Regions from separate parts of the Homo sapiens genome. Here region 2 is linked to region 1. The links are chromatin loops, found by intact Hi-C in ENCODE. Cell type or tissue: ovary. All regions are shown on one strand. Each heading gives the region's core, and the rest is flanking DNA. Links, peaks and the distances in the headings are about the cores only. Region 1 has its middle 12 kb from the start of LINC01358. Region 2 overlaps JUN-DT (JUN divergent transcript).

Evidence for each region. Peaks named below come from ENCODE experiments on the same cell type or tissue, not always from the same donor. Only the 100,000 strongest peaks of a DNase experiment are listed, where the experiment ranks them.
Region 2: a loop joins it to region 1, with 3 times the contacts of the local background. A loop is called at or near these places in 16 of 110 quality-filtered maps.

What each region holds. Positions count from the first base shown.
Region 1 is chr1:59,006,770-59,009,682 of GRCh38, reverse strand. No RefSeq gene overlaps it. Among named protein-coding and RNA genes, the nearest start is that of LINC01358, 12 kb to the left of the region's middle. RefSeq lists enhancers at 1,246-1,315, 1,356-1,405, 1,426-1,475, 1,746-1,855. In ovary, for the core only: no CTCF peak of the experiment used is centred there; a DNase peak (open chromatin) is centred at 1,492; H3K27ac peaks cover 2,500 bases.
Region 2 is chr1:58,897,979-58,900,891 of GRCh38, reverse strand. It overlaps JUN-DT (JUN divergent transcript), which reads right to left. Exons shown (of 2, transcript NR_108106.1): 2 at 1,180-1,845. The region is part of intron 1 of LINC02777 (long intergenic non-protein coding RNA 2777); the gene reads left to right. Among named protein-coding and RNA genes, the nearest start is that of LINC02777, 4.7 kb to the left of the region's middle. RefSeq lists an enhancer at 1,421-1,715. In ovary, for the core only: a CTCF peak has its summit at 1,700; a DNase peak (open chromatin) is centred at 1,721; H3K27ac peaks cover 2,152 bases.

The DNA.
Region 1 (2,913 bases), core at 214-2,713:
CCTATCCCTTTTTTCTTATTATCCTCAGAAAAGTGCTATGAGTTAGAGGTTCCTAGTCCAATATGCAGATGAGAGAATTCTTTAGATTGGCAGTGACCCTCATTGGAAAGAGCACTGTGTCTGGGTTCAAGCCCTTGTGAGGTGTCAAGCCAGGGCTTCCCTTTCCTGGCCTTAATCTCTATACCATGTGGAGGTGGTCAGACAAGATAGCTTGTACCAACCCATCTACTCTGAAATTCTGTGAAAGAAGAGCAGAATTTTATAACTGTAAGCATATTCACCCTCCTTTGCAATGGCACAAAACAGCCCCAATTTAAAATAAACTATGAACCTTGGTGGGCAGGTTTAGAGCTTTAGTATCCATTTTGCTCTTCTGCCCCAGTTCTGCCCATGTCTCTGTAGGCCCAGAACACCTTGCCATGTCTCCTTAGCACAGGTTTTTAGAAGGAATGAATTCCTGACTGTGAAAACTTAAACTGGTCCTCTGAAGAAAGTGAGGCTCAGAGAGGTTCAGTACCTTGTCTGGGGACACACAGCTGGTGAATGACATAGTTCAATGCAAGCAGCATGCAGGACAGCAACAGTCTGTGTAGAGGTGTTCCAGGTAAGAGCATTTTCTCTGTGATTCCTCCTGGGGCTGTATGTCAGGTGAATTCAGATCTGTCCTTGAGGTTAGGCCCTTTTAGGTCAGATTCGAGAAGCAACCCTTGGCCTTTTGGAGGTCTGAGGCATCTGCTTTTAAAATATACAGAGGGCCCGATGGCATTACAAGGCAAGGCTGTGGATATATCCGAGCCAATGTGGACACATGTTTGGTTCTGAAGCCAAAGGTTTGCAATTGGCTGGAGTGGCCCAGTGGGTGGCGGTTTGTCTAGCTGATGGTCTGGCACCGTCATGAGTCACAGCCTCAGGAGACAGAACCATGTGCCTGGAGATAGCACTGCCTGGGCCACCCTGAGCCCTGGTCTGTAGTATCCTCTCCACCTCTCTACTTTGGTTTCCTCCTCGGAAAATGAGAAGACAATGCGAATTCCCAGAACTGTTCTGAAGCATAAGACCACCGACTTCACATCTCAGCTTGTCTCCTTGCTGTGTGATTTGGGGCATGGTATTTAATCATCTGAGCCTGGCTTCCTTCATCTGTCAAATGAGCATAACAATGATGTCTCCAAAAGGTTGTGGTTCAGATGAGATAAAATCCTAAGAGTAAGGAGCCTGGCACTTAGGAGAAAGGCAGCCATTTTTGTTAGACTATGAAAGAGTTTTAGGAAACAGAAAGAGCCGCTGCAGTCTACGGTGGAGGTGAAGGCAGCATCACTTCTGTGTTGTTGTTATTATCCTTGACAGATGGGCCTGGACGAGAGGTCTGAGGTGAGTTGGGGAAGGCATGAGTCATGTGAGGGCAGCCCCCGGAGCTCCCAGTGCAAGAGGCACTGCATTTTAAACTAGTTGTGGAATTCATTCCACTGCCTTTTTCAGCCCCAAAGACACTGGAAAAAAATAAAATAAAAAGCAAACCACAGCATTTTCAGGCCTCCCACTGGTTTTGCCTTTCTTCCCCCAACGTATTGTTTTTGGGAAGGGCTGTTTCAGCCACAGCGCTGTCAAGAAAACAAGGTGGTTTCCCTTGACCCTTGGCAACCAACACATGCTTTTTCCTACGCTTTGGTGCAGAAGCCCACAAGTGATTTTTAAAAATAATAAAATTCTTCTCTATAAATAAACCCTTATGCTTTCTGCTGTGGGTCTTGGATGGATGAGTTTCTTCTTCTTTCTGAACTCAGTAAGGGCTAAGTTCCCCTCCACAGAGGAACTGCACATTGTGAAGCAAGGGATATTTTGGTGAATCACCTGCCATTGCGTTTTCCACCAATGCAGGAATGGCAAAGTTCTGGAACTTTTACTTAAAGATCCACCATTCCTCAAGAAGACCTATAGCCTCCACGGAATACCCTATCCCCTCTTCCTCTAGAGATTTTACTACTGCTACCGTTACTGGTTTTCCAGAGTCTGACAAATTAAGCATTTATAAGAATTGACTCAGTGACCGCAGAGCAACAGAAAGAGGATGAGTTTTAGAGTCCAGAGACCTGGGTGTGAATTTTAACTTTGCTCCTGACTAACTGTGTAACTCTGGACAAAAGGCTTATATAATTTTGGGCAAGTTACTTAACATCTATGTTAAATGTATGCCTGCCTTGTTTTTGGGATTCCTGAAATGGATATAAATGGTCCATAACTCATGGAGCTGTGGTGAAAATTAAATGGAAAAAAAAATGCATTTGAAGCCCCAAGTACACAGTAGGTACTCAATAAATGGTAATTGGTATCGGGTAAGTTCTCAGCATGACTAGTTATGATCAAGAAAAAGAAGGCTCATGCAGCGCGGACTTGGAAGTGGGATTTGATGAAGGGACAACAATTTATAGGGATAGGGACAGAGCTAAGGAAACCAATGAGAGATGCTGAAGCACTCAGAGACTTGCAACACCAGGGAACCATTGCTACCCTGAATCTGCAAGGACAGGAAGAGGGTGAGATGTTGCTGAAGCCATGGAGGAGGGGCTGCTGGCAGGAACTACGGTTGCAGAGGAACCCGGCCACTGGCAGACCCTGGCACAGAAGCAGGGAAAGAGCTGGAGGAAATTCCCAACCTCTTTCTCCTCCCACCCTTTAATCTCTTGCCGATGCCTACCACTGGCTAAACCCAACTGGAAGATAGGAGGCAAAGGAGTCCCCCGAGGCAATCAGGGGCATTAACCTCTCTATGGCACAGTGCAGATGGCACAGTGCAGACCAGAGAACAGATCTGGTTGGGAAGGGGGTACAAATGGAGAATCACCAGGTCAGAGAGAATTTATTGTGATTCACATATTGGCTAGTATTAGTCCACCCAAACCATGAATAAATCTC
Region 2 (2,913 bases), core at 204-2,703, 110 kb after region 1:
TGGTTTTGCAGCAAATTAGCCAGTTAATCAGTGTACAACATTGTAACAATTCTTGAATTTCCTTCTTCTCTATCACAATGTATTCTAATAAACTATTCAAAATTCTCCAATGGTCACATGTCAATTACTAAGCCAAAAAGTATGGAAGAAAAAGGGAAATATCTTTTTATGTTGGACCTAGTCTCCCATCACATGCCCACCCAGAACTCCCCAAATCTCCTTCTTACTCTGGGGTTTGGAAGAGGCTGAAATGTGGGTACTCAGGGCCCTGGAAGCTGGCAAGTATTTGGCAGTTCAGTTCAAAGAGGAAATCCGAGAGGGTAGGGGCCTCAGCGGGACCGAAGGGATGAGATGCACAGAGAGGGAGGGAGAAGGGCAGGAATCTTATTAGCAAAACTAGCTGCCTGCCAAGTAGGGCATGTGTCTGAATTTCTGAAGAAAAGAGAGGATAGTTGCTGTTAGTTTTAACTTCAGTCCTTCAAAACTTGGGTAAAAAGGCGAATTGTGCGTGTGTATAATACTCCACTCTCTATTTCCCAAATAAACTCTATCTGTATCTTCCATCTGAATCTTTCTTAACCTGACCCTTACTTATCCATACCTTGAGCTTTGTTGAAACCCTGTTCTAAGAACTCCTTCCTGATCTCTTCCGTTTGGGAATGAATCTCTACCTTCTTCTCTTACGTGCCCATGGTACTTTGTGTCCCCACTTTAAGACTGCTCACAGACTTACTTAATTATACGCCAGCCAACTTCCTTCATTCTTTTCCCCACTTACGTTCCTCTTTTTAAATAGCTTTATGGAGATATAATTGACATACAATAAACTGTGTGTATTTAAAGTGTACAATTAGATACGTGCAGACATGAGAAACTCTCAGTACCAGATAGTAAGCATGTCTACCACCCTAAAAGGTTCCTTGTGCTTCTCTGAATCCTTTCCTTCTGCCTCACTTCCCCAAACAACCATGGATCTGCTTTCTGTCACTGTAGATCAGCTTGCATTTTCTAGAGTTTTCTATAAATGGAATTATACAATATGTACTCTTCTTTCATTGGCTTCTTTCACTGTGCACAATTCTGTTGAGATTCATCCCTTCAACCTTCCCTCCTTATTGGATTGTGGACTTCGCCAGGCAGGAACGATGGCTCGCCCGGGGCATGGAGCTCAGTGATGGGCACAAAGCAAGACTCATGGAGGAGGATGTGTTTGGCAGCTCTGGATTTTGTGGGAGAATATATGTGGCTTTCAGGCTGGACTCGGTCACTTGTAGCTGCGTAGCCAGCAGTCAGTCAGTTACAATCGCAGCCTCAGCTTCCTCATCTGTAAATTGAGGGTGATGATAAACTCCCTTCTCTCTGGAGGGTTCTGTGAGACTTCACTGAGCCAGGAGATAAAGTGCTCTGTAAACTGTGAAAGGTCAGTCCTGGGCAAAGGATTAGGCCTGGATCAAGCCAGCAGCACACTGGGAATGCCCCAGATCCCAGGGCTAGTCAAAGTCAGCGTTGTCATCCAGGGAAGCCATGTGGATTTGAGATTCCTCATAGAAATAGCCAATAAGGACTATGCCTGGTGGACTTTAATCCTGGCCCAGTCGCCAGAATGTCAAGGTTTCTTTCCCCTTGACCCTCCCCCCTTCCTCTGCGTGGGCTGTATGTATTTATGAGGTCTCTCTCCCTCCAGAGAGCCACACGTGACCGGAGGATTCCTCCTCTGGCCTGGAGCCGGCTGATAAGGGCAGTCCATCTGCTGGGGGCTCCCAGGACCAGCAGAAACAGGAACCAAGCTGGTGGAAGGGAGCAGGGGAGACTGCCAGGCCTGGCTGCAGCTTCCTCTGGCTAGAACTGAGGAGAAGGGGGAGAAGGAGAAAAGGAAATATTTGTCGCATATTTAAAGTCAACTTGACCTATAAAATCACACCAAACTTGGGGAGGCTGCCTATCTCCTCTGATGGACTACATTTCTTATATGGTATTGCTTAATAAAGAGAAGTATGGTGAACTGGAAGAGCCCAGAGATGGAGATTCAAGGCCTAGCACAGTCACTAATTTCCTATGTGAGCTTGCAAAAGCTGGTTTCCGTCTCCGGGCTTTACTTAATTAGAACCATTAACTGAATACCTACTGTGTGTTAGCCACGACACTGCATTTTCCATATGCTTTTATAAATGTAACCTTCAAAGCTATCCTGAGAAGTGAATATTCTTCCTCTCATTTTACAGTTGATGAAGGTGAAGTAACATGTACAAAGTCACCTAGGAAATAGCCAAATTATGAACTTAGTGCTATCTGGCAACAGAATCCACATTATTATTATTATTATTTTTTGAGAACTTAAGGACAGCAATTCTCAAGGAATTAGCTTAATACTGAATTATTTGGCCGGGTGCAGTGGCTCACATCTATAATCCCATGACTTTGGGAGGCCGGGGCGGGTAGATCATCTGAGGTCAGGAGTTTGAGACCAGCCTGGCCAACATAGTGAATGAAACCCCATCTCTACTAAAAATACAAAAATTAGCATGGCGTGGTGGCGCTGGCCTGTATTCCCAGCTACCTGGGAGGCCGAGACACGAGAGCCGCTTGAACCTGGAAGGTGGAGTTTGCAGTAAGCTGAAATGGCACCACTGCACTCCAGCCTGGGCAACAAAGTGAGACTCTGTCTCAAAAAAAAAATTATAATAATACTAATAAATAATAATAATAGCAAATTATTTCTTGCTCATACTCTGTGGAAAGAAGGCTCTGTAACCAACTTAATATGGGGAATGCTGCATACAGCATATCCCTGTCTTGAAGACCCACAATTTCATTTTCATGTCTTAGAAGGTTCTGAAAAATCTTGGAGTAAAGAGATTTAACTCCTTCATTTAACCAAGGTCTTTGGGTTCAAGGCATGAATATATGGCCTCA